Regions from separate parts of the Homo sapiens genome. Here region 1 is linked to region 2. A link is a contact called in ENCODE Hi-C or POLR2A ChIA-PET data. All regions are on one chromosome and are shown on one strand. Each heading gives the region's core, a stretch centred on a gene start or an enhancer-like site at or near the end of the contact. The rest is flanking DNA. Distances are from core to core; before and after follow the strand shown. Region 1 has its middle 210 kb from the start of ETV1. Region 2 has its middle 140 kb from the start of ETV1.

Region 1 (2,937 bases), core at 149-2,648, 71 kb after region 2:
TTTGATACACAGGAAATTAGAGGCTTTCAAATGCATTATAAGACAAGTTCTGTAATTTTGAAAAAAAGAGATTAACAGTTCATTTAATTGCTGTTAAATTAGCCAAAAAAGTGAAACATTTTTTGGAGTGTTATTCACAATAGTTAAATTAACCATTCAATTATTTGAGCTAGAGTAAATATATAAAAATATATCAGCATATCAATTTTCACAAATATGTTTGCACATAGAATTATATTTCCTTGCCACTATGAGCAGAGTTAATTACACATATGTGAGTTCTAGTTGAAGAAAGCCCAATGTACCAGAACGTCAGAGATTGCTGGTTTGGGAGTTCTATTCTTATACTACTAATGCATCTGAACATCCCTTTTTAATCTTTCATATTTTTTGCATGTAAAATTTTTAGAAGTAATTTAATGCCTTATTCACTTAATAAAGATATTTTGTATTATCGTTTTAAATAGGTGGTTAAGAGTCACTATAACTACATCAAAATATGATTCAATTTATAACTGCCTTATGTCACTTCTCAGGGAGCATTTGACTTCCTGGAGTGAACTAGGAAGCTGCCCTTGCAATTGTATCAGTGTATTTGCTCCCATCACACTCTCCCTAAACTCTCCTTTGGTCCCCAGTAGCTCCTGCATATTTTGAGACAGCATAGCACACTGGTTAGGATTCACAATGGACTCCAACAGACTTGAAGCCATGCTTTACTTATGTCACTTACTGTAACAGTGGACTTTATATGTCAACCTCACAGGATCATGGGACACCCAGACATTTGGTTGAACCTTATTGTAGTATATCTTTGAGGATGTTTCTGGATGAGAATAACACCTGAATCTGTAGAAGGAGTAAAGCAGATTGTCCTCCTCAGTGTAGACGGGCCTCATTCAATCTGTTGAAGGCCTGAATAGAACAAGAAAGGCTGAGTAAGAAAGAATTCTCTCTGTGTGCCTGTATGGGAGCTGGGATATCTGTCTTCACTTGCCTTCAAACTAGGACTCTGACCAGAACTTACACCACTGGCTCTGTTGCATTTTAGATCTTCACACTCATACTGGAATTATATTGGCTCTCCTAGGACTAAAATTCTTAGCCTCCATAATTGTATAAGCCAGTTCCTTATAATAAATCAATAATCTATCTAGCTACCTATCAATCATTTGCTAATTGATCCACACATCCTAATGGCTTTGTTTCTCTGGAGAACACTGACTAATACAATGACCATTTATTTTATTTGTGGCATGTAGCTTTTTCTTTAGTCTTCAGTTTTTTGAATCATAAATATGTGGTATACCACTCAAAATCTGCCTAGCACTCTGCCCACACTCCAGAACTGAAGTGCTTATCCTGAAGTTGCCTGGCAGGGTGGCTGCTGCTGACTCACAGATGAGTCCCCTTCCGGAGACTGCCCCTGCCCTCACGCAAGGCCTCAACCCTCCCTTGGTGCCACCCACATCCAGGAACTACCACTGAGGGTGTATATGCCCCCAGCCACTTTGCCACAATTTGCACAGCTCTGCAGTGCTCTCCCAGCTCCAGTGCTCCATCCAATTAGAAAGGGCTGAGACTTGTGATCATACCACAATACAACTTTTTCCTATCTTGCTAACCCCCCCTTCCATTACAGATGTTAATCCGGAGAGCTCTTCCCAATAAACTTCCTGTATTCTAATACCTGTCTCGAAGTTTACTTCCCAGGGTACCTGATCTGTAGCAGTACTTACCTCATAGGGATAGCAGTGAGGTTTAAATAAGGGAAAATCTTAATAAATGTTACCTGCTAATATCATCATTATTAATAAGGATGTATTGAGCTGTACTTTCAGCCCAAATGCTTTTACAGTTACAGTCAGATGCTCTATCTTAGTATCAGATTGGTGAGGGTTGAAATCTGATTCTGTCACTTATTGGCCATGTCATAATTTGCTTCACTTTCCTGTGTCTCAGTTTCTTCATTTGGAAATGAATAAAGATAATTCCACATTACAAAGTTATTTTGTGGGTTCAATGAGATAACTACATGTAAAGGGCTTAGAACAGTGCCTGGATCACAGGAAATTCAATGAATGCTAACTATTATTATAACTCCTATAATCATTGTTCTCTACTTAGCCCCAATAATGTAACAAGATGTCTCTGCCATAGCACTCACTTCAGGACACCTAGAGTTTGAGACATCAACTCTAGAAACTATCCTAGATAGATTATTTCTTTTTTTTTTTTTTTTTTTTTTTTTTTGAGATGGAGTCTCGCTCTCTGTCACCCAGGCTGGACTGCAGTGGCATGATCTAGGCTTACTGCAAGCTCCGCCTCCCGGGTTCACGCCATTCCCCTGCCTCAGCCTCCCGAGTAGCTGGAATTACAGGTGCACACCACCACACCTGGCTAATTTTTTTTTGTATTTTTAGTAGAGTCAGGGTTTCACCATGTTGGCCAGTCTGGTATTGAACTCCTGACCTCAGGTGATCCGCCCCTTTGCCTCCCAAAGTGATGGGATTATAGGCGTGAGCCATGGCACCCTGCCAGCTTGAGTAGATTCTAAGTCCTGGGACAGAATAGTATACTGGGAGGAAACAGGGGACGAGAACTTAGGACTACAAAACTTGGATCTAAAGTTGACTCTCTCAGGCATGTGTCTTTCATGAAAAACTTTGCTTTAGAAACTTTTGTTTTACTTATTTTTAAATAAATTTTTACTTTGGAATAATTTTTGGTTTACAGAAAAGTCACAAAGTACAGAGCGCCCAAGTTCCCTTCACTCTGTTTTATTCTAGTGTTCACAACCACAGTACATTTGTCAAAAGTAAAAAATTAAGTTTGCCACAATACTATCCACTAAACTAGAGACATTATTCATATTTCACCAGTTATTTCACTCTTGTTAGTTTTAGTTCCAAGATCCAATTAAGAATACAATATTGA
Region 2 (3,021 bases), core at 356-2,855:
AACACAATCCACTGTGCATCTATCCGGGCATTGTGCGCCACCCCCATGGACTTGGGAGGGGGCAGCAAGAGAAATCGACACAAACATGTTGATGCTTATGCTGCTTGCTGTGCCATGCATGATTAATGAAGTCCTTTGTCTCAAAACCAGGAGTCTCCTGTCTCCTGCCAGTATCTATGAAGCAGAAACAGGCAAACTTATTAGTTTTAAGCAGGATAAAATCAAATTCCAGACCTGACAACTGGGGCACACAATTTGCATCTCACATACTAAAGAGGGGCACCCAGTTCCATGCTTTCTTTTTCTGTTAGGTGATGAGCTTCATGAAGACAGAAATTTCGATTTTATTTTATCCACTTTTGTAAGCCCAATAGCTTTATATATTTTGCAACTGTATCAGCACTCATTAAATATTTACTGAATAAATTAATGAAAGGTATGAATACATCTTGCTTTCAACACCTTGAAACATTCATTAGAATACCACAAAATCTCTGTGGAAATATAGATTAACATCCTTTATCTCTGAAATTCTGATTTTGTAATTTTGATTTTTTTAAATGTGAGAATGAAAGTTACTTTGTGAAGTAACTTGTAAGTTACAGGTTCTCAATATTAATCACCTACTTCTCTATCCCTTATTTCCAAATCATTCATTTTTTTAAAACAAACTATAAGCAATCTCTGGTGTCTGGATTTTTTTTTTATATTAAGAATTTCAACTTAATAATGCTCACAGATAGCTGCAGTTTCCTTAAAAGATTCTGACTCTCCTGGTAAGATCTCTGTGGAATAAAATCAGGCGTTTATAAGATGAGTTCAAGGAACTATTACTTCTCTTGCTTTCTTAAAGTAAAAGCATCATCGCTATCAACTACTATTAACTGAGAACTTTATATCTTGAATGGCATGGATGCTACCTCTTCTTTACCATTTCTGCATTATCATGCCGTTGGAATACAACTATCTTTAACTTTGTAAGTTATGATTCTTACAGTAATACAGTAACCGTATACGTTGTGAGTTTTCAGATTGATTTTTTTTTTCCCCAGACAGCCCAAAGACCCCCTGTAATTATCCCCAGAAATTCAGCAATTACGTATCACTGGAAGCTCCTGGTGCCCTCTGAAGCCTAATTGCCACCCAGTCTCTGATTCCACAGCTGGGAGTCATGGTTTCATGGCTCTGCCTTGGAGAGGCTGGCAGAAAGCCAGTAAAAGTAAACCAGTAGGTAGGTAAGAGTCAAGTGAAATGGGCCAACATGGTGGAGTTTGCCAACCTCTGAAGTAAGAGCTTAGCTCTTTGGTTTTGGAATGGCAGAATACATTTTGGTTTTAATTTTCTAATTTGTGGTTAAAAATGCCTCAAGATTTAGTCAAGGATTAATCCTGTGGTTTAACTTCCTTTTTCCTGGGGGTATGAAATGTTTGAGTCAAGCCACCAACCCATATCCCAGCAAATGAAACCTATTTGCATTTCTCATGTGTGTAAGCCTAGTAAATGTTGATTGCTTCCAGCTCACTGACACAGCAGCAGTGTGCTTTCCATTTTGTTACCAAATAATCAAACCTCAAACAGGCACTGTCTCTGGGCTTAACAGGAAGCATGACTCACACCTCTAACCACGAGAAGGCGAAACAGCAGTGATGCACTTAACTTGTTTAAAATGCTTGTTAGCATCAACTTTGTAACATACATTAGAAACAGTGGTCTTCCCAGCACAGTCTCTCCTGCCGAGCATGGTTAGGGGCTGAAGGGTAATTTTACTTCAATAAGAGAGTGTGTGAAATAACATACCGTGTTCTAATGGGCCCGGCAGAAGAACCCCACCATACGGATTTTATAATTATAGATTTATTTTTCTGCATCTCTGCTTATGTATCAGGATCTTTTTCCAGTCGAAATGCAAGAAAACTCCACAACCAAACAACAACCACCACCACAAGCACCACAAAAATACACCTCACATTGGCTTAAACAATACAGCTAATATTTCGTTAGTGGACTTTAGACAATATTTGAAGATCAGGCTTGTGCTCTGTATTCTCTAATTATCTCAGGCATTTTTCTCTTTCTTTCTTTTTTTCTTTCCTTCCTTCCTTCTTTCCTTTCTTTCCTTTTCCTTTTCCTTCCTTCCTTCCTTCCTTCCTTCCTTCCTTCCTTCCTTCCTTCCTTTCTTTCTTTCTCTTTTTCTTTTCTTTCACTGTTGCTGTTTGCTTGTTTTGTCATAGTAAGAAAATGGCCGCAGTGGTGTCAGGGTTCCTATCTCTAACCACAAGATCTGGAATAATAGAGCTTTTTATCTTTATTCAACTACTGAATAAAAGTATTAGGCTTTACTGATTAGACAAAATTAGGTCATTCACATCCCTGCCTCTGAACTAACTACTAATCACTGTGGACAATGTAGGGCTTAGGCCTGTACCCCTGACCATCCTGAACCTGTGAAAGCAAAGGCAGTTTACTGGATGAGGCCGCTTAGCCCTCTCCCATCACCCCCCAGAGATAAGAGAGGGCTTGTCCTGCCAAAGTCAGCTAAATCCAGGACACAACAGCATGGCAGTGACATGGTGATTCCAGGGAGGAAAGCCACAATGTCACTATACTGTGCAACCCAGTATTGGCCTAAATTGTGGAGCTTTATGTTGGTGACTCCAATGTTAGCAAAATTATCTTTGTGATTTTGCCAAATCTCCTAATCTGATTCCTCAGTTGTACGTCCATTTTCCTTTTACAGTGGATATTTCCTACAGAACTACTCCTGGGCTTTAGCTGTGTGTGTGTGTGTGTGTGTGTGTGTGTGTGTCTGTTTTAAATTTGAATCCAGTTTATGCAACCTCATTCCAACACCAAAAATAATTCAGTCACTTAAATGCCATATGGAATAAATAAATGTTTCAAAACAAATCAAACTTAATTCCCTGTAAAAATCCTCAGCATTGGTTACTCTGATTAAATATGTAAGGCCAGCAAAGGCCCAGGCTATTGGCAGGCTTATAAAGGAGAAATGAAAGGAATTAG

The links. Hi-C counts contacts between places; a loop is a spot of excess contacts on that map. ChIA-PET counts read pairs that join two places held with the same protein, here RNA polymerase II (POLR2A).
Region 1: a loop to region 2 is called in a map of PC-3, with 4 times the contacts of the local background. The contact joins two enhancer-like sites. A Hi-C loop is called at or near these places in 1 of 168 maps with a recorded cell type or tissue (PC-3). POLR2A ChIA-PET finds 5 or more read pairs at or near these places in 1 of 52 experiments (T-cell).

Annotation. Positions count from the first base shown.
Region 1 is chr7:13,777,637-13,780,573 of GRCh38, reverse strand. No RefSeq gene overlaps it. Among named protein-coding and RNA genes, the nearest start is that of ETV1, 210 kb to the left of the region's middle. RefSeq lists an enhancer at 710-1,909. Within about 2 kb of position 1,398, at least 2 of the 41 ENCODE cell types and tissues checked have a DNase peak (open chromatin) inside an H3K27ac peak, as active enhancers do; they include PC-3, where a contact is called at or near this core.
Region 2 is chr7:13,848,860-13,851,880 of GRCh38, reverse strand. No RefSeq gene overlaps it. Among named protein-coding and RNA genes, the nearest start is that of ETV1, 140 kb to the left of the region's middle. Within about 2 kb of position 1,605, at least 11 of the 41 ENCODE cell types and tissues checked have a DNase peak (open chromatin) inside an H3K27ac peak, as active enhancers do; they include PC-3, where a contact is called at or near this core.